2 separate regions of the Homo sapiens genome follow, and region 1 is linked to region 2. A link is an interaction called in ENCODE POLR2A ChIA-PET data of the cell type or tissue named here. Cell type or tissue: GM12878. All regions are shown on one strand. Links, peaks and the distances in the headings refer to the core of each region. The heading gives the core; the rest is flanking DNA. Region 1 has its middle 13 kb from the start of FFAR2. Region 2 overlaps ZBTB32 (zinc finger and BTB domain containing 32).

The links. Peaks named below come from ENCODE experiments on the same cell type or tissue, not always from the same donor. Only the 100,000 strongest peaks of a DNase experiment are listed, where the experiment ranks them.
Region 1: POLR2A ChIA-PET joins it to region 2 with 5 read pairs; 2 of 35 experiments call an interaction of 5 or more read pairs at or near these places.

Annotation. Positions count from the first base shown.
Region 1 is chr19:35,453,152-35,470,048 of GRCh38, reverse strand. No RefSeq gene overlaps it. Among named protein-coding and RNA genes, the nearest start is that of FFAR2, 13 kb to the right of the region's middle. RefSeq lists enhancers at 923-1,496, 9,491-9,610, 12,765-12,894 and a silencer at 11,034-11,213. In GM12878, for the core only: a CTCF peak has its summit at 7,165; DNase peaks (open chromatin) are centred at 7,278, 9,228 and 10,978; H3K4me3 peaks cover 979 bases; H3K27ac peaks cover 5,196 bases.
Region 2 is chr19:35,706,509-35,717,281 of GRCh38, reverse strand. It overlaps ZBTB32 (zinc finger and BTB domain containing 32), which reads right to left. Exons shown (of 7, transcript NM_014383.3): 2 at 4,249-4,365; 3 at 1,775-2,759; 4 at 1,452-1,525; 5 at 1,275-1,343; 6 at 985-1,149; 7 at 244-804. The coding sequence starts at 2,655. The coding sequence ends at 530. Among named protein-coding and RNA genes, the nearest start is that of KMT2B, 6.1 kb to the left of the region's middle. RefSeq lists enhancers at 335-614, 167-726, 3,775-3,854, 5,673-6,142 and a silencer at 2,465-2,664. In GM12878, for the core only: no CTCF peak of the experiment used is centred there; DNase peaks (open chromatin) are centred at 4,091, 4,553, 5,791 and 6,329; H3K4me3 peaks cover 4,004 bases; H3K27ac peaks cover 4,683 bases.

The DNA.
Region 1 (16,897 bases), core at 4,058-12,057, 250 kb after region 2:
ATTACAGGCATGAGCCATGTGCCTGGCCAATTTCCCTTTTTGTAAAAAGAAAAGTCATGGCAATACCTATGTCCCTGTGCTTTGGTAAGAATTCATTGAACGGTGCATGCAGAGAGGTTAGCTCTGTGCTCACATGTATGAAGGTCTCAAAAACACTCAGCTGCTATTATTATATATATATATAGTCATGCACCACATAACAACGTTCTGGTCATTGACAGACTGCGTATATATACAATGGTGGTCCCATATGATTAGAATGGAGCTGAAAAATTCCTGTCACCTACTGACATTGTAGCTGCTGTAACATCATAGCACAATGCATTACCTTTTCTATGTTGAGATACACAAATACTGTTGTGCTCCAGTTGCCTGCAATATTCAGTACAGTACCATGGTTTGTAGCATAGGAGCAATAGGCCATACCATTATAGCCTAGGTGTGCAGTAGGCCATCCCATCTAGGTGTGTGTAAGTACACTCTGTGATGTTTGCATAACGACAAAATTGCCTGTATTTGTCAGAACATATCCCCATTGTTAAGTGACACATAACTATACTGATTTTAAGATTATAGACAGTACTGTTTTATTTATTCTCTTCTACAACTGCTATTGTAGCTTCATAAGATGTTTCAGACCTCTTTCCGTACCAAGACTCATACTGAAGGCCGGGCACGGTGGCTCACACCTGTAATTCCAGCACTTTGGGAGGCAGAGGAGGGTGGATCACTTGAGCTCAGGAGTTTGAGACCAGCCTGGCCAACATGGTGAAACGCTGTCTCTACTAAAAATACAAAAATGAGCTGGGTGTGGTGGTGGGCACCTGTAATCCTAGCTACTTGGTAGGCTGAGGCAGGAGAATCTCTTGAACCTGGGAGGCAGAGGTTGCAGTGAGCCGAGATTGTGCCGTTGCACTCCAGCCTGGGCAACAGAGCAAGACTCTGTCTCAAAAAAACAAAAAACAAAGACTCATCTTGATTTAATGCAAGGTTAAAAGACCCCCCCTTGCCAACTTCCTCATCCCTAAGTTTCTGCTTCTGGGCGATTTCCAGTGTCTGGGTGTGGATCACAGAGGCACAGCAGCCTGAGTGGTGCTTGGACCTGCCAGGGTTTGCAGGCGGGTAGTAGCCTTATCTGCCCAGGAGGTGGCAGGCAGAATCTGAGGAGGATGGCAGGTAGCACAATGAGAAAGTGTGGGGTGCTTTACAGCCTTTATCTCTGTGACCTATACCCTTGGGACCTGGTGTGACTTTTGAGTCACATCTTGCTTCCCTGGAAGGGGCCATGCATCCTACTTTCACTTTTCCCTGGGGTCTTAGGGCAGAGTTCAGGCTATCCAGAAACTAAGCAGATCCCAGGAGCTAATGTTATGGTTTTACAGAACCTGCTGTCCAGAATTTTTTATTTTTATTTTTGGTGAGACAGGGTGTCACTGTCACCCAGGTTGGAGTGCAGTGGCACAATCTTGGCTCACTGCAACCTCCGCCTCCCAGGCTCAAGTGATCCTCCCACCTTAGCCTCCCGAGTAGCTGGGACCACAGGCTCGCCACCACACCTGGCTAATATTTTGTATTTTTTGGTAGAGATGGGGTTTTGCCATGTGAAGCTTCTGAGCTCGGGCGGTTCTCCCGCCTCGGCCTCCCAAAGTGCTGGGATCACAGGCATGAGCCATCCCGCCCGGCCTGTGTAGAATATTTTTTAACTGGCTTTGTGATTATATTCTAGGATATTTTTCATTTCATTTTAAAAAAAGGGAATCTATGGTTATGGTAAATGGTTATTTTCATCCCACCTCTCTCCCCACCGTATACATACCGCTCTTAGTTCTGGGACTTATTCTCTCTCCTTCCAGGATCTAAGCCCCTTCTCCTTCCTTCTCCATCCAGCTCTTCTCTAAGGTGCTACTGATCTGACAGTTCCACTTTTCTTCTTTTTTCTGCTCCTGTAACATCACAAAACTCAGATGTCTTCTTTGCTCCAAGGACCTTATATGACTTACCCCTGTCTGTACCCGTTTCCCTCTTTATGAAGGAGCTAGTCCTGGATTCTTGGGGACCAAGTGCTTGAGAGGTGACAAGCCTTAACAGTCCTGTCTGCAGAGGAGGTGATGGAAGGGCCCAGATAAATGACAGTGGACATGGGTGAGAGGTCAGGAGCAGCGACGGTGATTTCTATGGTACAGGATAGTTCCTGTCAGGGATCATTGCTATATTAGGGCCAATAATAATTCTTTTACCATCTGGCCCATGGGCTGTTGTCAGGATCAAATGAGATAAGATTTCTGAAACCATTTGGTACCAGGTGAAGCACTTTATAATCTGTCTGATATCATTAATTAGCAAAATTACCCATACCCCAACCATGCTGTGGTAGGAAGGACACTGCCCGGAAAGTTAGGAGACCTGAGTCTGCTACCACCTCCCTGATGGCGAGTAGTACGTTTCTTTTGCTAGCAAATTGGTTCATTCATTTGTTTAACACTGACTCTGTGTCAAACATGGTTCTGACTGCTGGGGATGGATAGGTGTACAAAATGGGGCCGGGCATAGTGGCTCAGGTCTACGATCCCAGCACTTTGGGAGGCTGAGATGGAAGGATTACTTGAGGTCAGGCAGGGGTTCGAGACTAGCCTGAGCAACATAGCATGACCCTGTCTCTACCAAAAAAAAAAAAAAAAAAAAAAAAAAGCCAGGCTTGATGGTGTGCACCAATAGACCCAGCTACTTGAGAGGTTGAGGCAGGCAGGAGGATCACTTAAGCCCAGGAGTTTGCAGCTGCAGTGAGCCGTGATTGCGACATTGCATTCCTGCCTGGGCAAAAGAGTAAGACCTCATCTCCAAAAAAGAAACAAAAACATGCCGGGCCCGGTGGCTCACGCCTGTAATCCCAGCACTTTGGGAGCCAAGGCAAGCGAATCACCTGAGATCAGGAGTTTGAGAGCAGCCTGGCCAACATGGCGAACCCCGCCTCTATTAAAAATACAAAAATTACCCAGGTGTGGTGGCGGACCCCTGCAATCCCAGCTATTCAGGAGGCTGAGGCAGGAGAATTGCTTGAACCCAGGAGGCGGAGGTTGCAGTGAGCCGAGATCATGCCATTGCACTCCAGCCTGGGTGACAAGAGTGAAACTACGTCTCAAAAAAAGAAAAAAAGAAAAAAAGAAACAAAAACCTAAGCAAAATAACCAAAGTAGATGAGTTATCCTGGAACTTACATTCAAGAGGGGAAGACAGACAATTAGCAGGCAAACAAACAATAACAATAAAGAGGAAATACTTGGGGCTAATAACGGTGGGTGAAATCCATGAATCTCCTTTTGCTGCCTCCTGAAATCACACTGTAGTGACAGTAAAGAGATCTTTTAGAAAGGAGTCCCCGTAAGTACAGGGAGAACATAAGAGGATACAATACCACCAAAATTTTGCCAGCTGGACAGCAGATGAATGAATGGTAACTGGTGACTGACTTAGCAGACCTGTGAAAGTTGGATCATAAGCCAATAGTGGGAAAAACCAAGATTCAATGAAGTTTCTACTGTAGAATCCACATAAAGCTCATGAACTAGTGGCAACAGGTTCCTCTGGAAATGGGACAAAGGACAAGCTAACATAAGGAAAATAGGCTGAAAATCTTATTATTCTTAGAGACAGCATCTTGCTTTGTTGCCCAGGCTGGAGTGCAGTGGTGTGATCATAGCTCACTGCAGCCTTGACCTCCTGGGCTAAGTGATCCTCCTGCCTCAGCCTCCCGAGTAGCTGGGACTGCTGAGTAGGCAGGCACCACTATGCCACCATGCCAGGCTATTTAAAATTTTTTTTTTTTTGGCCAGGCACAGTGGCTCACGCCTGTAATCCCAGCACTTTGGGAGGCCGAGGCAGGCAGATCACCTGAGGTTGGGAGTTGGAGACCAGCCTGACCAACATGGAGAAACCCCATCTCTACTAAAAATACAAAATTAGCTGGGCATGGTGGTGCATGCCTGTAATCCCAGCTACTTGGGAGGTTAAGGCAGGAGATCGCTTGAACCCGGGAGGCGGAGGTTGCGGTGAGCCGAGATCGCGTCGTCATTGCCCTCCATCCTGGGCAACAAGAGCAAAACTCCCTCTCAAAAAAAAAAAAAATTTTTTTTTTTTTTTAGATACAGGGTCTCACTATGTTGCCCAGACTAGTATGGATCTCCTGGGCTCAAGCAATCCTTCAGCTTTGGCCTCCCAAAGTGCTGAGATTACAGGTGTGAGCCATGGCACTCAACCATTCTTTTCTGGTTTAGACATCATGTCATAGTGCCTTTATATACGTTTTATGTATCTAAAAAAAAGTAGTCCCTTCCCTTCTCTTCAATGTGAGCAGACAACCAAGAATTACCATATATATGATGACAACTTCTAACATAAAATATAGCAACTGACACCAAAAAAGGCATCTTAGAGCAGGGAGATGAAGATTCCTCAGAGAAATCAGAGTGGACATTGCAATCATGAAACAAGGTCAGCATGCTAAGAAGGAATAAAAATGTGCTCAGAAATGAAAAGTGATAGCAAAAATGAAAAATAGAAGGGCTGGAAGATAAGAAAATCTCACAGAAAGTAAAGCAAAACAATGGGGAGAGAAAAAATGGGAAAAAAGGGAAAATTAGAGGGCCGTGTAAGAGGTGCAGTGTCCCCCAAATAACAAGGATTCCAGAAGGAGAGAAGAGAGAAAATGAAGGCAAGGAAACCATCACAAAGTGTTTCAAGAGAATCTTCCCAAATGGAAGGAAATTATTTTGTAGACTGGAAGAGTCCATTGAATGCCCAATGGATGGAATTTTAGATACCTTGTGAGAAAGGTAAGGATCCTGCAGGCTTCCAGAGAGAAAAAGACAGGCCATGGACAAAGGATAGGAGTCAGGATGTCTTGGGAATTTTCAGCCAGACTGGACGCTAGAAGGCAATGCGGCAATGCCTTTCAAGTTCTGAAGAAGAATGATTGCCAACCCAGAATATTCCATACATAGCCCAATATCAACTACACATGAGAGTGGGATAAAGACATTTTCTGACATGCGGGATTTCAAAGCATTTACTTTCTAAAGAAGCTGCGTCAGGGTTGGGCATGGTGGCTCATGCCTGTAATCCCAGCAATTTGGGAGGCCGAGGCAGAAGGATGACTTGAGCCCAGGAGTTTGAGACCAGCCCTGGGCAGGATAGTGAGACCCTCCCCTTTCTATAAACGAACAAACAAAATAGCCAGGTGTGGTGACACCTGTGATCCCAATGCTTTTAGGGGATTGGGCAGGAGGATTGTCTGGGCCCAGGAGATGGAGGCCGCAGTGAGCCATGATTGTACCACCACACTCCAGCCTGGGCAACAGAGCGAGACTCTGTCTCCAAAAAAGTTAATAAATAATAAAATAAGTAAATGTGGGCTATGATGAGGTTTCTCTTCAAATAGCCGATCAATCCTTTATTCTTTAATTCATAGTATCCCCCCACCCCCTTTTCCTTTTGCTCCTTCTTTTTCCTTTCTGCCTTTGTTCCATGCCCAGACACGCCACAGTACCAGGCGTTATTAGTACCAGCTCACGTTCTTTTCCTTATTTGGAAAGAAGACTAGCTCTCTAGCTCACTGCAGACACCCCTTCCCCTTTCCCCTCTCTCCCTTACGTGCCCACCTTATCTAAAGAAAGTTCAAATGTTTAGCCAACTGGGACTAGTTTAGATTGTATGGCCCGACTCCGGCCAATGGGGAAAGGGTACAGGGGCAGGACTTGCATTAGGAATAAAGGCTCTCGTGCCCCTTTGTTCAGGTGTGCTCTCATGGCAACTGGCCAAGGAGAAGCACCCCTCTGCGCAAGTAAAATTGCTTGGCTAAGAATCCTTTGTTTGAGTGTTCAGTTTCCTTAGGATTTGGAGCGTTATTCCCAGCAGTAAATAAAGAAGCTGCTTAAGGATGTAAACCAAGGAAGAGGAAGACAAGAGCAGAGAAGCAAAGAGGCTTTCCACTTAAGAGCTTCAGGTGTGAGCTGGCTGGGCACGGTGGCTCAATGCCTGTAATCCCAGCACTTTGGGAGGCCGAGGTGGGTGGATCACATGGGGCCAGGAGTTCAAGACCAACATGGTGAAACCCCGTCTCTACTAAAAATACAAGAAAAATTAGCTGGGCATGAAGGCACGCACCTGTAATCCCAGCTACTCGGGAAGCTGAGGCAACAGAATTGCTTGAACCCAGGAGGCAGAGGTTGCAGTGAGCCAAGATCAAACCACTGCACTCCAGCCTGGGCAACAGAGCGAGACTCCATCTAAAAGAAAAAAAAAAGAGCTTCAAGCATGAGCTATACACCTGGCATAAACCACCACCCAGGCAGACTGGAACAGGTCAGAAAGTTCCAAGACACATTTCTTCAGGGAGATGAAATCTGTATCCTCCTAAAACCCCTGAAGTTCTTGAGAGGAGACAAGAACATTGACAAAGAGTTTGGGGTTGAATTCGTGGTAAACATGTAGACTAAACACATGAAAAAATAAGGTGATTATTAATTCCAGGGGTTTTGGGAGGAAAGTTGTGCAGGATAAAAAAGGAACTGGCTGGGCGCGGTGGCTCACACCTGTAATCCCAGCACTTTGGGAGGCCGAGGCAGGCGGATCACCAGGTCAGAAGATCGAGACCATCCTGGCTAACACAGTGAAACTCAGTCTCTACTAAAAATAAAAATTATTCAGGCTAGGTGGCGGGCACCTGTAATCCCAGCTACTCGGGAGGCTTAGGCAGGGAGAATTGCTTGAACCTGGGAGGTGGAAGTTGCAGTGAGCTGAGATCGTGCCACTGCACTCCAGCCTGGGTGACAGAGTGAGATTCTGTCTCAAGAAAAAAAAAAAAAGGAGCTGTTATTTACTACAGAGCTCCAATGTCATTAACATCGATGTAGTCACGATTATGCAAACACTGAATATTTTCTAACATAGTGACAATGGGAGCAGATCGGGAAGACAGGGCGGGAAGGGTGTTGTACATATTGGGAAAAGAATAAGAGCATAATCTTCATCTGCCACAGAATAATTTAACAGATGAAACCTTATATTGAGAAATGAAGAAATACAGTAAAATAAGCAAGCCCCTTAAAGGCATGGAGGGATAAATATTTTGCTGACAAGAGGTAGCAGCAGCTGCCTCCAGGAAGCGGTAAGTGACTGTGGTGGAGAGAGAGGGGAAGGAAGTTGTTTTTCACAGTCAACCATTTGATGCATTAAGGGATGTGCAAGTCTAACGGATAAAAATAACAAGTAGACAAAAATAGATGCTATCAGCTAATGATACACCCAGCGAAGTCAGCAACTAGGTATTATGTGAATGTGTCAAAAGGGAAGCCACTTAGGAGTGGTGGAGGGGGAAGTCCTTTGAGGAAATAAAATTTGAGTCACAGGCAGCCTCAAAGAGGGGAAATTCAGCTGGATGAGTACCTGGGGAACGAGGGCTCCACGAAAAGGGAACCACAAGGAGAAGGAGCTTAGTGAGCTGTCGGTAACAAAAAAGGAAGAGTGAAGGGAGCTGGAGGAGGGCTTGGAGGAAGGGAGTAGGGATGAGCTGGGTTGGGTGAGAGCCAAGTGCTAGATGCATCAGGGGCCTTGCTGGCTTTGGGGAAGGCATGGGATTTTACTCTGAGGATCATGAGAAGTATCTGGAGGCCTTCGAGCAGAAGAATGGAATTACAGTTTTAAAACATTTCCATGGTTAAACATGTATTTGGCATCTCCAGTGCGAGACACTTTTCTAAGTGCTTTGGAGGTACAATATGAAATTCGTTTCATCCTCATAATAACATGATGATGTAGGTGCTGTTAGCCCTATTTTTTTCTTCTTTTATTTCTTACTTATATATTTTTTGGGTCAGGGTCTCACTCTGTCATTCAGGCTGGAGTACAGTGGCTCACTGCAGCCTCCACCTCCTGGGTTCCAACAGTCCTCCCTCCTCAGCCTCCCAAGTAGCTGGGACTACAGGTGTGTGCCACCATGCCTGGCTAATTTATTTTATTTAATAATTTCATTTTTTTCTTTTTCTTTTTTAAAATCAACTATATTTATTTATTTATTTATTTATTTATTTATTTATTTATTTATTTATTTATTTAGAGATGGGGTCTTACTCTGTTGCCCAGGCTGGTCTCAAACACCTGGTCTCAAGTGATCCTTCTACCTTGGCCTCCCAAGGTGTTAGGATTACAGGTGTGAGCCACTGCACCTGGCCTTTTTTTTTTTTTAAATCTTGTGAGAGGCCAGGCTCAGTGGCTCACGCCTGTAATCCCAGCACTTTGGGAGGCTGAGGCGGGTGGATCACTTGAGGTCAGGAATTCAAGACCAACCTGGCCAACATGGTGAAAGCCCGTCTCTACTAAAAATACAAAAATTAGCTGGGAGTGGTGGCGCATGCCTGTAATCCCAGCTACTTAGGAGGGCGAGGCACAAGAATTGCTTGAACCGGGGAGACGGAGGTTGCAGTGAGCTGAGATGATGCCACTCTACTCCAGCCTGGGCGACAGAGCGAGACTCCGTCTCAAAGAAAAAAAAAAAATTCTCGTGAGAAAACGAAAGCGCAGCAAGGTTGAGTTGCACAGCGCTAGGACAGGATTCAAACTCAGTACACCCTGCTGCCCCTTCCTGGAGAGCCCTCAGCTTGTCCCCTAGAGGACCAGGACTAAATTCACTGCTTCTCAACCCTCACTCTACTTCACAAGCAACTGGAGAGCTTTAGAAAATACAATGCCCAAACACACCGGCAGTTTTGGAAACTCCTCCAGTGGCTTTGGAGCGCAGCCAGGGTTGAGAAGTGGACGCAGGCTGGAGGCCTGCTCGCATCCCCCGAGCTCTATGCTTCTGTCCTCACACCTTCATTTCTGTTGCAGGCCAGTGGACCCGGGACAACATGGGACGGCTCTTGGTGACTCCTTGGCCTCCCATCACTTTCTTGGAGCCCAGGCCCCTTCTTCTCCCCAGCCACGACTCCTCCTAGAAGCCAGGTTTCTTGCTGGTCTCTACTCTGCTCTCAGCACCAGGCATCTTACCCCACCCCCGATGCCTTTCCTTTCTCAGAACCTCGATGGAGGTCAGTCTCCATCACTCTCCCCAACTTTCTATACCAAACAACTGCACACCGCATGAGTCACGATTCCTGCCCTCTTTTCTCTTCCTCAGTGAAGTAAAGATTGAGAGAGAGTGTGCCTGTGGTTTTGAGAGGGAGTCGGGAATCGTGGAGGAGGGGCCAGAACACCATCTCACTGAGGACTTGCGTGTGTCACTTTGCCACTTTGCCACTTTGCATCGCTGAGCCTCAGCTTTTCTTGTTGTTAAGTAGGGAGAGGATATCTGTTGCGCTTCTTCTTTTTTTTTTTTTTTTGATTTGGAGTCTCTCTCTGTTGCAAGACTGGAGTACAGTGGTGCGATCTCATCTTACTGCAACCTCTGCCTCCCGGGTTCAAGTGATTCTCCTGCCCCTGAGTAGCTGGGATTATAGGTGTGTGCCACCACGCCTGGCTAATTTTTTTGTATTTTTAGTAGAGACGGGGTTTTACCATGTTGGTCAGGCTGGTCTTGAACTCCTGACCTCGTGATCCGCCCGCCTCAGCCTCCCAAAGTGCTGGGATTACAGGCGTGAGCCACCGCGCCCGGCCTGTTGTGCTTCTTAAAAGCCTTTGAGACTCCCTGGGATCTGACACTTGCTGGCTTTTCAGCTGTCACTAAGCTGCAGCCACCCTGGCGTTTCTTTTCCCGGCACAAATTCAGCCTGTTCAGGCCTCGCACAGGCCTGGAGCCCCTTGCTTGGGACATTATTCCCCCAGTTCTTGGCATACAAGATTCCTCCTTGCCATTCTAGTCCCAGCTCAAATATCACCTTTGCATGGCCTTCTCAAGCTCAAGCTGTGTGTTCAAAAGTAACCACCTACTCCCTTCCTGGGAGTCATGTTCTATCCCAGCTCGGTTCTATCGTCTTCACAGCACGTAGCACCAGTGCAAAGGATCCTGCTTATGGGTCTTGCTCTCCCTGTCTGCCCAGCAATGGGAGCTGCTTGAGGGCAGGAATCTTACCCTTTTTGTTCACTGCTGTATCCTTAGCACCTAAAACAGGGCCTGACACATGGTAGGCCTCCATAAATGTTGGCGGATGAATGAAGGCTACGCCGTGGAAACTCAAATGGTGTAATGTTTGCCATGGCACTTTAGAAATTCTCAACTGCAGCCCACATGGGTGAGCTTTTTATTTAAAATAGCTAGATTTGGGAGCAGTGTGTTTACTTTCCTAACTCTGTTTTCTCGAGGCTGGTCGTAGCTCGGACTGACAGATGGCAGAGGACAATGTTTGGGGAGAGGGAACCGGGGTTAGTATGTAGCTTGGACAACCCCTCCTCGGGTAAGCTGCTGGTGGCCAGCTGGCCGTGGCCAGCGTTTGCAGAGTTGGCTCCCCTCCCGCACTGCTTGACCTCGCATCTACTTTCCCAGACCTTTGAAACTTTGCCAAGTGGGTTACTGGATGACCGCTTCTGAAGGCTTAGAGATCTTTGGCCCAATTTCCTGATGGGATGTGCAATTTGTAGATGAGAAATGTCCTCATTTCCTGTGATTAGAGATAAATAATGAAAAGGAAAAAAAAAAGTGGGGCAAAAGCACTTATCCACAGGAGGCAGGGCAAGGCGAAAAGAAGAACTAGCACAGACCCCGCGCTGAGAGGCAGGACGTTTAAGGGAGTGAGGCTGGAATCATGGCTGTGTGTTTCCTCCAGACCCTCTCCATGCCCACTGCCCCCATCCCTCCTTTTCCAACCATAGTATTCATCACCAAGCCACACTGCACCTGAGCTCTGGTTGTGCGGACTGATGAGAAGTTCTGAGGAAGGGGCCCAGGAGCATCTTTTCCAGAAAGGGGAAGTGAAATAATGCCAGGTTCCCTTTTCGTGCTGCTCAGGCCCCCAGGTTGGGCCAGGTCAGATCCCTCCACCCCTGTTTCCTGGTAGCGGCACTAGGCTGCCGTCTGTGTTATTCATTAACCAGGCACTAATATTTCTGTTTACCCATCTGTCATCCTGCTTTGGGGCAGGGGGTTCAGAGGAGCTGTGCAATCATACAGCCACCCGGATGCTTTGGAGCAGGCCCAGCCAGCCACATTTAACTAGTGTTTACTGTATAGGAAGCACTGTGCAAGAGGCTTGCATGAAGCGTTGGTGGGGAAAGAGAAAGTTTTCTCAAGGAAGATGTGATCTGGCTGCCATTTGAGCAGATGTACTGTGAGTTGCATGCAGGGATATGTCTGAGCTCATTACATTATAATAAGAGCCCATTATTAGCATCTCTTGCCAAACCCATGTTCAAGATCTTCATATTGGTAGCAATGATTCCTGGTGGGAGTGTATGTGCCACAGAAATTTGCAAATGCAATAGATCAGGGCTTCCTACCCTTCCCCCATCTATCTATCATCTATCTATCTATCTATCTATCTATCTATCTATCTATCTATCTATCTAATCTATTATCTGTCTACCTACTACCTACCTGTGTATATCTATCTATCTATCTATCATCTATCTATCTGTCTATCTATCATCTATCTACTCTGTTATCTGTCTACCTACTACCTACCTGTGCATATCTATCTATCTAATCTATTATCTGTCTACCTACTAGCTACCTGTGTATATCTATCTATCTCTATCTGTCTATCTATCTATCTATCTAATCTATTATCTGTCTACCTACTACCTACCTGTGTATCTTTATCTCTCTGTCTCTGTCTCTCTCTCTCTTTCTCTATCTCTCTAATCTATTATCTGTCTACCTATCTACTTATCTGTCTATGTAATCTGTCTGTCCTCTCGGTTCTGTTTTCTGGAGAACCCTGACCAATATCCCTACTGATTCTGAAGTCCTGGGGAAGTGAGGACAGTCATCTATGGTTCAGCAAACGCTTCAGGTAGTTCCAATATTTGCTTACATTTAAAACCCCTGTTTGAGCCCTTCACTGGCCTTCTCTCTGGCCTTGAGAGATGCTAAGGTTTTCTCTCTCCTCAGAGCCTTTGCATCAGCAATTTCTGTTTCCAGAATGTTCCTGCGGGCCTTTGTATGTCAACTCCCTTTCATTGTTCAGGGCTCAGCTGAACATCACTAACTTAGGAGATTCAACTTCCAAATGAAGAAACAGGCCGATGTGTCAAGTGGCTTGTTCCCAGGTGATGCAGCAGCTGCTGGCTCAGAGGCCACATATTGAGAACCTCTGGGCTGGAATACTATCAATGGGGACAGAGTGAAAGAAGATGAGGTTGAGGAGCTGAGCAGGGGCTTCCAGGTCACAGAAAGGAATTTGTATTCTAAGAGCCTCTAGAAGTCATTCGAGGATTTGAAGCAAGATATTGGAATGATCTGATTTCCATTTTAAGAATATCATTCTGGCAGCTGTGCCTACCTGAAGGGACCTGAAGGGGAATGTTTGTTAGGATCAAGGAGACCATGTGCATGAGAGTTAAGAAACCATAGACTTCTATGCAAACACGCAGGGTTTTCATCGGGCTAGCAGCTGCCTGAAAAGACCGACCGTGCAAAGTATTTTAGGTCACTAAAAGGAGTTTGAATGAGCTTCTAAGAGCTTCTGGAAGCCAGGTGAAGGTTTGAAGCAAGAGAGTAGAATGATCTTCTAAACCTCCTCAACCTCCCCTTATAGTTTCTCCCATGACCTTGTTTCAGTTCCTTTGTAACTACTTTCCATTTGCCACACTCTGAAATCACCTTGCTCATCTATTTGTTTACCTGTTTTTAAACTATGTTCCCCTACCAGAATGGAAGTCCCAACAGGGAAGATACTTGTCTTTTGTACGCTCTGTATCCCTAGACCCTAGAAAAGTATCTGGCCTGGAGTTGGTAATGAATACATATTTGTTGAACAGGTGATCGACTGATTTCCCAGTGAAGAAATGGGCTGCTATGTCAGGTAACTTGATGAAGGTCAAATGCTTGTAAGTGAGCAGCTACAGCTTCACTTTGAAAGTCTTAGACCAGGTCCAGTGATCGATCTTCTTATAACCCCATGACAACAAAATGACTCTTTTTTTTTTTTATACGGAGTCTCGCTCTGTCACTCAGGCTGGAGTGCAGTGGTGCAATCTCGGCTCACTGCAACCTCCGACTCCCGGGTTCAAGCGATTCTCCTGCCTCAGCCTCCCGAGTAGCTGGGATTACAGGCGCGTGCCACCACAACTGGCTAATTTTTGTATTTTTAGTAGAGATGGGGTTTCACTGTGTTGGTCAGGCTGGTCTCGAACTCCTGACCTTATGATCTGCCTGCCTTGGACTCCCAAAGTGCTGGGATTACAGGTGTGAGCCACCGTGCCCAGCAAAATGACTTCATTTTGTACTTTCCTGGTTAGTAAGAGAAGTCGTGCCCCTAAAGAACCTGAGAATCACCATGTTGGCCAGGCTTGTCTCAAACTCCTGACCTCAGACAATCTGCCCACCTCGGCCTCCCAAAGTGCTGGGATTACAGGCATGAGCCACATCTCTACTGAAAATATAAAAATTAGCTGGGCTTGGTGGTGCACACCTGTAGTCCCAGCTGCTCAGGAGGCCGAGGCAGGAGAATCGCTTGAACCTCGGAGGTAGAGGTTGCAGTGAGCCGAGATCGTGCCATTGCACTCCCGCCATTGCACTCCAGCCTGAGTGATAGAGCAAGACTCCATCTCAAAAAAAAAAAAAAAAAAAAAAGGAAAAGAAAAAAGAACCTGGGAATCGTAGAGTTGGAAGTGGTCATTAAACTGGTTCAGCCCTCATTTGTGTGAGTTTCCTCAGTGTCCTAGGATAGATGTTTGCTACCTTCTTGAATATTCCTGGAAATTGGGGAGTGACTTCTTTGCTGAGATAGTCAGTTCCATTGAAATGGCCATAACTATTTGAAAGGTATCTCTGTGCCTCTTCCACCTGTGGTCTTTGTTCTGTCCTGTGTGGCTCATAGAGTGTATCTTCTAGCCAGGGATGGTGGTGGACGCCTGTAATCCCAGCTACTCAGGAGGCTGAGGCATGAGAATTGCTTGAACCTGGGAAGTGGAGGTTGCAGTGAGCCAAGATTGCACCACTGTACTCCAGCCTGGGCAACAGAGCGAGACTCTGCCTCAAAAAAAAAAAAAAAAAAAGATCTTATCTTGTCCCAGCCAGTGTTCTCTTACTTCCTTCTCATGTGTCAGTGAAAACAGCATGCACTTTAGGCTCAGAAAGACCTGGATTCAAACTCCCTGCCACCTATTGGCCTTGAAAAGTGACCTTAACCCTCTCAGGCCCCTTCTTGGCACAGTGCCTGGTATTTAATTTGCTCTATTATTACGGCTATTACTATTGTTATACAGTCTTAAATCTCCAAAACATTTTGGTTAATTTTTCTGGGCTTGATTCATTGAGCTAGTGTCCTTTTTTTTTTTTTTGAAACAGAGTTTTGCTCTTGTTGCCGCCCAGGCTGGAGTGCAGTGGCACGATCTCGGCTCACTGCAACCTCCGCCTCCCGGGTTCAAGCAATTCTCCTGCCTCAGCCTCCCGAGTAGCTGGGATTACAGGCGCCTGCCACCACGCCCGGCTAATTTTTTGTATTTTTAGTAGAGACGGGGTTTCACCATGTTGGGCAGGCTGATCTCGAACTCCTGACCTCAGGTGGTCCACCTGCCTCAGCCTCCCAAAGTGCTGGGATTACAGGCGTGAGCCACTGCGCCCGGCTGAGTTAATGTCCTTCTTAGAAATGTGTTGCTCAGGCTGGATGTAGTGACTCACGCCTGTAATCCCAGCACTTTAGGAGGCCGAGGCGGGTGGATCACTTGAAGTCAGGAGTTCAAGACCAGCCTGGACAACATAGCGAAACCCCGTCTCTACTAAAAATACAAAAATTAGCCAGGCGTGGTGGCATGCACCTGTAATCCCAGCTACTCGGGAGGCTGAGGCAGGAGAATTGCTTGAACCTGGGAAGTGGAGGTTGCAGTGAGCTGAGATTGTGCGACTGCACTCCAGCCTGGGTGACAGAGTGAAACTCCATCTCAAAAAAAAAAAAAAAAAAAATACAAGAGAATGTGTTGCTCAGTTCTGAACCTGCTGCTGATTAGACCTAAGTGGAATGGGGGTTATGGAGGTAGGAGGAGGGACTTGACCCCAGGGGTGGTGTTTGGACATTGGACCAAATTGAGGACTAGCTAAAACAAGGAAAGGGTGAAGCAGCTTTTCATAAAGCATGCCCGCCAGAGTGCCATGTTTACTGTGGCCATGGCAACACCTGGGCATTACCACCCCTTTCCATGGCAATGACCTGACAACCCAAAAGTTACTACCCTTTCCTTAGAAATTTCTGTGTTAACTGCCCCTTAATTTGTGTGCAATTAAAAGTAGGCAAAAATATGACTGCAAAACTGCCCTGAGCTGCTACTCTCTGCCTGTGGGGTAGCCCTGCTCTGCAGGAGCAGTCACGGAGCTGCAACAGGGCTGGAGCTGTAACAGGGCTGCTTCAACAAAGCTGTTTTCTTTCACCACCGGCTAGCCCTTGAATTCTTTCCTGGGCAAAACCAAGAACCCTCATGGGCCAAGCCCCACTTAGCACACCTGCTCTGCCTCAGTATCATCAACTTGTCTAGACATTATTTCTTTTCTTTTTATTTTTGAGACAGAGTTTTGCTCTTGTCGCCCAGGCTGGAGTGCAATGGCGTGATCTCGGCTCACTGCAACCTCCGCCTCCCGGGTTCAAGCAATTCTCCTGCCTCAGCCTCCCAAACAGCTGGGATTACAGGCATACGCCACCATGCCCAGCTAATTTTTTGTATTTTTAGTAGAGATGGGGTTTCACCGTGCTGGCCAGGCTGGTCTCGAACTCCTGACCTCATGACCTGCCCATCTTCGCCTCCCAAAGTGCTGGGATTACAGGCGTGAACCACTGTGCCTGGCCAACATGATTTCTTTTCATGTAATCCAATCAAATTAGCTTTTGTGGCAGCTGTAATACATCACAGACTCATAGTGCATGTACAGTCAGCTGAGAATCCCAGATTTTTTAAAACATATTACTGCCATGCTATCCGTAGTTGACTACCTACTATGTTATTTCTATTTTTTTTTTTTTTTGAGACATTCTCTCTCTGTTGCCTAGGCTGGAGTGCAGTGGCACGTTCTCAGCTCACTGCAACCTCTGCCTTCCAGGTTCAAGCGATTCCCATGCCTCAGCCTCCCGAGTAGCTGGGATTACAGGTGCCTGCCACCGTGCCTGGCTAATTTTTTGTATTTTTAGTAGAGATGGGATTTCACCATGTTGGCTAGGCTGATCTTGAACTCCTGATCTCAAGTGATCTGCCCATCTCGGCCTCCCAAAGTGCTGGGATTACAGGCATGAGCCACCATGCCCAGCATTATTTCCACTATTTTTAATGTTTACTTATTATATTTCTAATAAGTGAGGGTACATCTGTGTACATGGATTTATATCTTAGAACTACTTAATATTCTATGATTTCTCAGCAATTTTATTCATAGAGTCTTATTTTAATCCACAGAATAATCTTGGGAGGTATGTAGTATCCTAATCACTATGATTTAGAAATAGAGGCTGGAGGAGGTGGCTTGCTTCAGGCCATCCATTTAGTAAGTGGAATGGACACTGAATTCAGGGTTCTTATGGCACCTGTCCAGTCTTCTTTTGAAGGAGGAAAATAGAAAATGAGCTTTCAGTTCAGTGGGACTAATAAGGAAAGGTTTTCTGGAGAAAGTGAATATTGAGTGGATTTTTGTAAGTGAAGAAGAGGCAAGCACCAGAAGATGGGGGAGGGCCAGGTGTGGTGGCTCACATCTGTAATCCCAACACTTTGGGAGGCCAAGGCAGGAGAATCACTTGAGGCCAGGAGTTCAAGACCAGTCTGGGCAACACCC
Region 2 (10,773 bases), core at 2,450-10,449:
TTGCAGTGGAAGGGGCGAGTGACTTGCGGTCGCACAGCCCCCACCAGTCCAGGACCGGCATGCCGCAAGGTGTGCCCGGACACCGAGTCCTCGGGGCCGGCTGCCTCCTGGGGAGGACGGGGCGCCTCGGGGGTGGAAGAAGTGTCCATCCCGCTGGACAGCGGACGCAGGGCCACCAGGGGCCGCTACAGGACAAGGGGCGTGGGCGGGGGTGTGCACAGACTAAACTCGGCTTTCTAGTCCTGAAGGGAGGGCACAGGAAACTCTTTATTATGGTGATGAGATCGACAATCTCCCCTACTGTTAACCTTCGCTCCTGCACACTTCAGTGTCCTCACTCTGTAGGGCTCGCTGGCCTGGGCTTCTGCGACCCGCGATCGTCCAGGAGAGGGCACTCGGCGCCCTTCCTGGGGCGCTTCTGGGGCGGAATTTGCTAGGCCGCCGTAGCAGCGGTGCCAGGTCAGAAGCCGAGCCGGCCCGCTTTTCGTTCTTTAATTGGACTCTTGGCTAAGACGCTACCGACACCCCGTCAGGTGGTGGAGGAAGAAGGACAACAGGGAGAGGTCGAGGGCCGAGACGGCCTCGAGGAGGAGTAGAGGAAGGTGGAGCGGATGGTCCATCCGGGCGGGAGTTGGCTGGGCGAGTGACCGCGCATGTGCGCCTGCATGGAGGCCAGGCTGGGACAGCCGGCCCCGCACAGGGAGCAGCGGTACGGAGCGGCCCCGTGTGTCCGCAGGTGCTTGGTCATGGCCGAGAAGTCCCGGGAGCGCTGAGGACAAAGGCTACAGGAGAAGGGCTTCTCTCCTAGAGCGGTCGGAAGGGGAGGCCGGTGAAGGAAGGAAGAAGGCGGCGAAAGCTGGCCAAGTTAGGGGTGGATCGGGCCACGGGGCTAGGGGATTGCGCGGGAACCGGGCACACAGGTGGAGACTCAGGAGCGGAGTTGGGAAGAAAGCCGACAGTTCACACAGGGCAGGGCGCCCATACCTGTGTGGACTCGGTAGTGCGTCTCCATCTGATGCTTGAGTGAAAACCTCTTTCCACAGACAGAGCACGCATAGGGCCGAGACCGAGCAGGAGGGGCCGGGGGAGGGTGCGGGCGAGGTGGGCAGCCTGCCTTGTCCTCATGACCCGCACAGGTTGCAAGTGCGCCTGTGGGGACAGAGAAGGCAAAGGAGGGCAGGGCCAGGAATCCCAGCGCCAACTCACTGTACCATTCAGGCAGGAAATCAAGGGCTACAGTGGGGCTGAGGCACGAGTGCCCCCGCCCGACTCACCTGTGTGCCCCTGATCAGACTCTTCCATCTCCCCAGGGCTGAGCTGTGCGGGGCCCTGGGGGAGGGAACCTGGAAGGAACAGTGGGAGGTAGGGGCCCTGCTCAGGCTGGACTCCTCGAGCCCCAGCCCAGAGAAGACACCATGTTACAGGTGTATGCAGGACAGCGAGGGGCTTACCTGGGGTAGGGCTGGAGGAGGCCAACTGGTTCTGGCTCCAGAGCCCTTTGGGGGCATTTAGGGACAGTGGGATCCTGGGATGGGGTGGGGAAGAGTTACAGCCTTGGCTAAACCTGGGAGCCTGGCCCCTTCGTGAAGAGGGGGTATCCCAAGTCCTCCCCCGGGGGCTGGGCTTTGGCGTGCCCTGTGGCAGCAGCTTCTTGTCTCTTCCCCAGCTCAGGAACTGTGCAGTAGAGATGCAGTGCCCTTCCACCCAGCAGGGCTGCCCCTCCTGGGCCATGCCCTCCCAGCCTGGAGGCAGAGCACTAGACCCCGCCACTCACCTCTGTTCCCGCCAGACCTCCTGCCAGGCTCCAGTGGTGGGGGTGCTATGGTAGAAGGGAATGCCATATCTGGGCGGCATCAGCAGGATGCTCCACAGGGCAGGCTGGCCCCCCACCAACCAAGGGGCCTCAGCCCACGAGGGCCTAGGGGTGACGCTGGTTTGCAGGGAGCCTGCTGGGGGAAGGGGGCCAGGGAGCTTGCGCAGACTTTCCTCAGAGCCCCCTGGATTTTCCCTCAACCACGTGAGCACTCCATGCTTCCCATCTGCTCCCCTTTGGCCAACAGGGGCTTGGAGGCGTTTCTCCTTTGACCTGGTCTGTTCCTGCTGAGCCTCCTGCGTTGCTCCTGCCATCTCGGGTCTGCCTCTTGGTGGCGAGTGCTTGTGCAACATCTCCTGTTCTCTCCCACCAGTTCTAGAAACCTGTTCTGGTTTCTGCTTCTCTCCAGGGTCCCCCAGTTCTCTCTCAGGATTCCTTGAGGGTTTCTCTGGCTCCTCCTGATGTTTCTTCAGGCCTGGATCTGGCTTTTTAGCCCTGTCCCCTCGAGCCCTCCAGCATGCCTCTTCCAGGGACTGCACTCCCAAGGCCCTGGCCGCCTCCTGAAGGGGCCTTAGCTCTCCAGGCTGCAGCTCTACACTCTCCCCATACACAAAGTTCAGGAGCTGGGCAAAGGTAGAAGGGCTGATGCCTTCTCCCAGAGCCCACTGGCCCCTGCGGCCCAGCTGCTGGCTGACACCTGCTAGCACCAGGCTGTGGGCGGGGAACTCCTGGCTCCCTACGGTGATCAGAGTATCACAGAGTGCTGGCCGGAGCCTGGCTGCTAGCTGTACCAGCCGATCAGAGCCATAGGGGCTGGGCAGTCTTATGGGGGGCAGGGACATTGTGCCTTGGCTTGGGTACCTAACTCAGAGGCTCTAAGAGGAAGTCCACAGTGTGAGGTCCATGGTTGAAAGGGGAGGGAGGAACATCTCATCTCATTTCAAGCCTGTGGATGTGAGGGGAGAGGGTGTGAGTTGCTGGTCCTAGATCAGAGCCCTCTGTCCTGAGTGAGCAAATAAAGTAACCCAAGAGAGGATTGGAGCTTATCCAGAATCATAGCAGGTAGGCATGGTGGCGAGAGAATGGAAATCAGACCAAATTCAGGACTTAAAGAGCAAGGGCCAGTCAGTTAACAGAAATATCTAGTAGTGGGTTTAAGACAGGCGTGCGGGAAGTCTGCCAGTTGGCAGTCTCTGACGTAAAAGATAGCAGATACTGCCACTTCTGCTTCTCCAAGCCCCTCTGCAGGGAAACACCTCTGCGCAAGCCAGGCTTTCTTCATTCCAGACAAGGATCACCACAAAACCCAGTCAACGCCGGCACTAAGGGATGGAGCATGACACAGTTTCACGGGAGAGCTTAGAAAGCTAGTGGGTCCTCCCCCAAAAGCCCATCGCTCCTGAAAGGCAGAGAGGGCAGCATGATAGGGATCCTGGCTGCAGGAGCGCAGGCGCTAAGGCATCCGGCAGTCATCACTGTGAAGCTGAAGCTTCTAGAACACATCCTCAGGGAAGGAACCAGACATTCCCATCCAGAGAAAGAGGAGAGCAGGTGCAGAAGCCACAGGAGAGGAGGCTCCTGACCCAATGATGGAGAGACCTTTTGGAGAATGGACTCCTGAGGAGATGGGAGGAAAGGACGTGGGGACTGGAGACAGGGAGGCTGTTTCCTCTCAAGATTTGGGTAAGGAGATGGTTTAATTTGTTTTTCATAAGACAAAAAGTGAAGAATAGAAAGACAGCACCCAACCAGGCAGGAGTTTCTCACACATCAAAACCACCACATTGGCTTTTAAGAAGAGAGCTGGGAACCCAGATACGAAGAGAACCAGAACCTCAGTGTCTTAGCACCCAGCAGGCAGAGTCCTAGGTGCAGGTTCCCTGTGAGCAAGGGCCCTTGGGGCAGGGAGGGCTGCACTTGGACACCTCAGGGAGAGGGCTCTAGGTTGGCAGGGAGGAGACAGAAAGAGTTGTGATGGGAAGAAGGCCTCAGCTGGAGAGAGGCTATCACTCACCGCTTGTAGCTTCTTCCAGGACACCGCATGCTCTGAACTACTGTTGGGGCTCCTGGGGCCCCCCCTGGAGCTAGCCCCGCCCCTGACCTCACAGGCCTCCATTGGATGTCCCAAGTATCAGTCTGCCACAGTCCCCCCGAAGGGGTGTGGTTTTCTAACCCTGCCTCTGCCTTCTGCCTGCAGGAGAGACCACCCCCTCTACCTCCAGAATGCACACATTCTGCCCCTAGCCTCCTGTCTCCTCACTTCGTTTGTGAACTCCTAGAGTCAAAGAAGTGTATCTGTGGCAGCAAGGACCTTGGAATAATCAGCCCTGCCTTTGAGTTTCATCTCTGCCATTTACTATTTGAGTCACCTTGGGCAAGTCACTTCTCTGGGCCTCAGTAACCTCATTCATGAAATAGGCATAATATCTGCTTACCTCATTTGGAGGTGGGGGTGAAGATGAAATGACGTGACGAATATGAGTGTGGTTTGTAAGTACACAGTAGCATTCAGTGGTATGGTTGTTTCTTAGAGATGACGGCAGAGCACACAGCTGCAGAAGTAAAAAGGATTGAAACATTTGGATCCCAAGAATAGGGTGGAGGAGCCAGAAGCTGGCCTCCTCCCTCTCCCTGACTTGGTACTGGGAAGCCTCATTTGCTGCCTGGGAATGACCTGGGGGTGGGTGTGTGAGTGACTCAGATCCTCCCATCAAGCTCTGAAAGGGGCAACCCCAGGAAGGACGTGTGGTGGTCTTCGAAGAGAAAAATCTCCTTTTCTTGGGCTGATGACAAATGACATTTCTCTGAAATCAGGACTTGGGTTTCTTTCACTTCCTGCCCAAGGGGTCAAGGTCCCCGGAGGTTTCCCCTCTTTTCACACTTCAGAACTCTTTAATCTGGGGAAGGGATGGGGTCTTAGAGGCTCAACTTTCTTTTTCTGTTTCTTATTATTCTCTTATCCCTGATCCTATAGCAAAATTTTCATTTATCCAACAAATTTTGATGACATGTTTATTTTGAGACGGGGTCTTGCTCTGTTGCCCAGTGGTACGATCACGGCTCACTGCAGCCTTAGCTTCCTGGGCTCACATGATCCTCCCACCTCAGCCTGTTGAGTAGCTGGGACTACAGGTTTGAGCCACCATGCCTAGCTAATTTTGAATTTTTGGTAGAGACAGGGGTCTCACTATGTTACCCAGGCTGGTCTTGAACTCTTGGGCTCAAATGATCCGCCTGCCTTGGCCTCCCGAAGTGCTGGGATTATAGGCGTGAGCCACTGCGCCCAGCGGATAAAGCATTTATGATATGTGCCTGGCGTATATTAGATACACAGTAAATGACTGGAAGATAAACAAGTCAGGTACTGGTAAGCTGCTCTGGTGACAAGGCACAGTCGGCTTCCCCATAGGCTTCTCTTTTTTTTTTTTTTTTTTTTTTTTTTTTGAGACGCAGTCTCGCTCTGTCTCCCAGACTGGAGTGCAGTGGCGCAATCTCAGCTCACTGCGACCTCTGCCTCCCAGGTTCAAGCGATTCTCCTGCCTCAGCCTCCCGAGTAGCTGGGATTACAGGCGCCCGCCACCACGCCCGGCTAATTTTTGTACTTTTAGTAGTGACAGGGTTTCGCCATGTTGGCCAGGCTGGTCTCGAATTCCTGATGTCAAGTGAGCCACCCACCTCGGCCTCCCAAAGTGCTGGGATTGCGCCCGGCCTCCCATAGGCTTCTCTTAAGGGGGAAGGATCTAAGAGTCCTTGTCCCCTCCTAGATGCAAATACTGTCCCTAAGCTCCCGTTTCTTCCTTTGGCTCCAGGACCCTCGAATGTTCAGACCAGCCTCCCACTCTCTCTTTCCAGGCCTACCACGCCTTCCCTCCACATGGGTGCAGGCACATGTTAACCCTTCCTAGATCAGACAGGGTGTGTCAATGGGTGAGGCTGGTGGAGGGGCAACAGGGTGGGGAGAGGGGAAGATGAGTCAGAACGAAAGGGAAAATGCAAATGTGAGAGCTGTGTTCATCTGCTACTCTGAACGTTAACTATTTTCCATTTCTGAGCTTTCCAATTCCTCACACCACCACACCCATATAAAAGACACATAAAGCATCAGTCCCTCTGATATGTATGTACGCAGAGGGAAACACCCTTCCTCCAACACAGAAATACAGAGTCCCTCAAGACAAGGAAGGAGTGCGGAAAGCCCTGAGGGACTAGCCCCAGGGATGAGGAAAGGTACAGGGGTCTGGACGATTACATGGTCACCCCTCTGAGTGTGGCCCCCTCGCTTTCCAGCCCCACATCATGTGCTTGTGACTCAGCTCCCCCGCTGGTTTGCTCATTGATGATCGAGAGAGTTGGAGACTGCTCAAAGGGCAGCATTCTGTGTAAGCCAAATATAGTTGACAGGGAGCATCAGTGGGCTTTCGGGGAACCTAAAAGGGAGGAGGGGCAAGGGAACTCCCCTTTCAGTGAACAAAAGCCCCCAAGAATGGGGAACCCCACCTAAGGATATCCCCTTAGAGACCGCCTCCTAGAATTATCTCCAGGGCCCTTTGCACTGCAACCCTTATGCTGATGACACCCTGAGCACTTCTCTAGCCTCTTCCTGCATTCTTGACAGTGCAACCCAAGCCATCCTGCACTGAGCACAGATGGCAGAAGCAGACAGCACTTTGACTTGGAAGAGTAGGGACACTGCTGGTGCTGTTTTGTTTTTATTTTGAGACAGAGTCTTGTTCTGTCACCCAAGCTGGAGTGCAGTGGCGCCATCTCGGCTCACTGCAACCTCTGCCTCTGGGTTCAAGCGACTCTTGTGCCTCAGCCTTCCAAGTATCTGGGGTTACGGGCATGCACCATCACACCCGGCTAATTTTTTTGTATTTTTAGTAGAGATGGGGTTTCACCATGTTAGCCAGGCTGGTCTCGAACTCCTAACCTCAGGTGATCCACTGCTGGGATTACAGGTGTGAGCCACCATGCCTGGTCTGTTGCTGTTCTTAAAAGTACTCCCCCTCCCTAGACTCAAAAACCTTGCCCCCCCTTCCTCTTCCTGGGCTGACTCGGTAGGAATCATCTGCAGTTGTCTCTCTGGAAAGAGCAAAGAAACAACAGGTTATGCAGACACAAGCCTGTGTCCTGCCAGAGGGTAGAGCAGGTAGAGAGATTAGGTAGGGCATGATTGGAAGGGGAGTATGTGATAAAAGGCAATATGATATCAGCCTCTCAGTCCTTTTTAATACTTATATTACTTTCTTTTTTTTTTTGAGACAGAGTTTCACTCTTGTTGCCCAGGCTGGAGTACAATGGCGCTATCTTGGCTCACTGCAACCTCCGCCTCCCGGTTCAAGCAATTCTCCTGCCTCAGCCTCCCAAGTAGCTGGGATTACAGGCAACTGCTACCATGCCTGACTAATTTTTTGTATTTTTATTAGAGATGGTGTTTCACCATGTTGGCCAGGCTGGTCTCAAATTCTTGATGTCAGGTGATCCACCCACCTCGGCTTCACAAAGTGCTGGGATTACAGGCGTGAGCCTACATGCCCGGCCTAATACTCGTATTACTGAATAAAATTTGAAATCTGATTTTTTTTTTTTTGAGACAGAGTCTTGCTCTATTGCCCAGGCTGGAGTGCAGTGGCGCAATCTCGGCTCACTGTAACCTCCGCCTCCTGGGTTCAAGTGATTCTCCTGCCTCAGCCTCCCGAGTAGCTGGGATCACAGGTGTGCATCACCAAACCCGGCTAATTTTTTGTATTTTTAGTAGAGACAGGGTTTCACCATGTTGGCCAGGCTGGTCTCGAACTCCTGACCTCATGATCTGCCCGCCTTGGCATCCCAAAATGCTGTGATACAGGCATGAGGCACCACGCCTGGCCTGAAATCTGATAGTTCTTATTCTTACTGGTAGACTTGACCAATGGGACACTAAGGGAAAAATGTGCAAGGGGCTCGGGGCACACCCTGGCTGCAAAGTCAAAGCTTCCCAGAAATCCTTGTATCATGAACTTCTTGAGGCACAACCCAGCTTGATGTAACAATGTCAACACAGCAACACAAATACCAATTCTCCTTAAATATTATAATTAAAATCAAACCATCAGAATAGACCAATGGGAGGGATGATCATTTGTTTTGTGAAAAAGTTCTCCCTCTATTTCACTTATTTTAAATATCAAGCCCTCTTCCCAAGCCAAGTTGAACAAGATTCAATTTAGAAAAATTCTGTGAACTCGCCACTCTTCCCGTGAACCCATCTCTTTCCACAAATGAAGGTGGTTAAATTCCCCACAGCATTTTATATAGATTAAGAGCGATTATCCAAATCTTACATGAACTTTAAGTATGTTTACTCTTTCGCCAGGCGCAGTGGCTCACACCTGTAATCCCAGCACTCTGGGAGGTGGAGGCAAGCGGATCATCTGAGGTCGGGAGTTCAAGACCAGCCTGACCAACATGGAGAAACCCTGTCTCTACAAAAAATAAAAAAAATTAGCTGGGCGTGGCGGCACATGCCTGTAATTCCAGCTACTCGAGAGGCTGAGGCAGGAGAATCGCTTCAACCCGGGAGGTGGAGGTTGCGGTGAGCCGAGATCGCGCCATTGCACTCTAGCCTGAGCAACAAGAGCGAAACTCTGTCTCAAAAAAAAAAAAAGAAAAAAGAAAAAAGAAAAAAAAGATGTTCCGTCTTTCTGGTTAAGTACATCCAAGACTTCCAGAAAAGAGTCACCACAAGGAGTGAATTAGTTCCCTTTTTCCCTTAAATTTGTGCTCTATATGATCCAAGAACCAGCTATAGTCATACCCAGGTGAGCTGAATCTAGCCCCTTCATAGCACACACTTTGTGGATTAACTGGAAAAAGAACTAGACTAGAAGTTGGAAAACAGGTTTCACTGCATCCCTTCACAGTGAATGGCCCTTCTCTTCAGCACTCATATGGAGCTAAGTCTTCCAAGACCCTCAATTTCCTCACAGGGGCTGTTTCAAGACCAGTACAGAATACTAGTGTTGACTTAAACCTGGGCAAAGGGTCCCATTTGGACCTCCTCTGGCTGTATCCCTTCGCATAGGCTGAGTCAAAAGGCATCTAGAAAGTGCCTACCCGGAACTGTGAGCTCCCACCTCACTTCTGGACCATGCTCTGAGAACTCAGCACCCTGGATTTCCTGGACCAAATGACTCTGAGGCCCCCTACACAGGACTCAACCCCAGGCCTGTATTCATGAGAGTGGACTCTGACTGATGTACACACACGCTAGACCCTGATTTTGTGTAAGGGATTTGTAGACTGAGCTTGGATGTGCAGGCTAGAATGTGAGACACCTTGAAGTATGGGCCAACACCAGGCATGGGAAGAGACGAGGGAGTCTCTGTCATCTTGCCCAGGCCCCATAAATAATATAGGAACCTACTTTATTCCAATGGTTCTAAATCTCTTAGGGAGTCACCATCAGGTTCAGAATGTCACCCATGGGACTAACTCTTCTTTTTATTGAGACAGAGTCTCCTTCTGTCACCCAGACTGGAGTGCAGTGGCACGATCTTGGCTCAGTGCAACCTCTGCCTCCCAGGTTCAAGAGATTCTCCTGCCTCAGCCTCCTGAGTAGCTGGGACTACAGGCACGCACCACGACACCCGGCTAATTTTTGTATTTTTAGTAGAGATGAGGTTTTACCATGTTGGCCAGGCTGGTCTCAAACTTCTGACCTCAAGTGATCCACCCGCCTCAGCCTCCCAGAGTGCAGGGATTACAAGTGTGAGCCACCCAGCCTGGGACCAATTGTTGACATTAGAAAATGGTAGACACAGGCCGGGTGCGGTGGCTCACGCCTGTAATCCCAGCACTTTGGGAGGCCGAGGTGGGCGGATCACAAGGTGAAGAGATAGAGACCGTCCTGGCCAACATGGTGAAATGCCGTCTCTACTAAAAATACAAAAATTAGCTGGGCGTGGTGGCACGTGCCTGTAATCCCAGCTACTTGGGAGGCTGAGGCAGGAGAATTGCTTAAACCCGGGAGGCGGAGGTTGCAGTGAGCCAAGATCACACCACTGCACTCCAGCCTGGTAACAGAGCTAAGACTCCATCTCGAAAAAAAAAAAAAAAAAGAAAATGGTAGACACTTATACCACTTGGCATATGAATGCATGACAAGAGATTGACAGATTACTCTGAGCCTCATGGCTGGAGAGGTTAACTATCGTCTAGCTTATTCTTTACCCTCCCCTCCTCATAATATACATGCATACCATTAATTGTTCTTTTTTTTTTTTTTTTTTTTTAGAGACACAGTCTTGCTCTGTCACCCAGCCTGGAGTGCAGTGGCACAATCATGGCTCACTGCAGTCTTGACATCCTGGGCTCAAGTCATCCCCCTATCTCAGCCTCCTGAGTAGCTGGGATTACAGGCATGTGCCATCATGCTTGGTGGCTGTCTGCCGAGCTGGGATTAACTGCACACTTCATGTGCCAGCACCCCGGGCCCCCACCACACCATAGAGGGAATGGCCAATTGAGCTGCCCCAATATTAACTGGTTTCGGGGTTAGACTTCCTTGAAGTCCACTCATAAGCCACTCCTTGCACCCTCACCCCTGGTTAAAGAACTCTGGGTGTACTGAAGGCACTCCGAAAGCATAAATACCACTGAACAGCTGAATGAAACTAGGTATCAACACCCTGCCCCATGAGTATAAAAAAGATCATCAGTAAAGACAACCTGGGTGATTTCCTTTATGTTATTTACTTATTTATTTTTGAGACAGAGTTTTGCCCTTGTTGCCCAGGCTGGAGTGCAGTGGCGCGATCTCGGCTCACTGCAACCTCTGCCTCCTGGGTTCAAGTGATTCTCCTACCTCAGGCTCCTAAGTAGCTGGGATTACAGGCATCTACCATGCCCGGCTAATTTTTTGCATTTTTAGTAGAGATGGGGTTTCACCACGTTGGCCAGGCTGGTCTTGAACTCCTGAC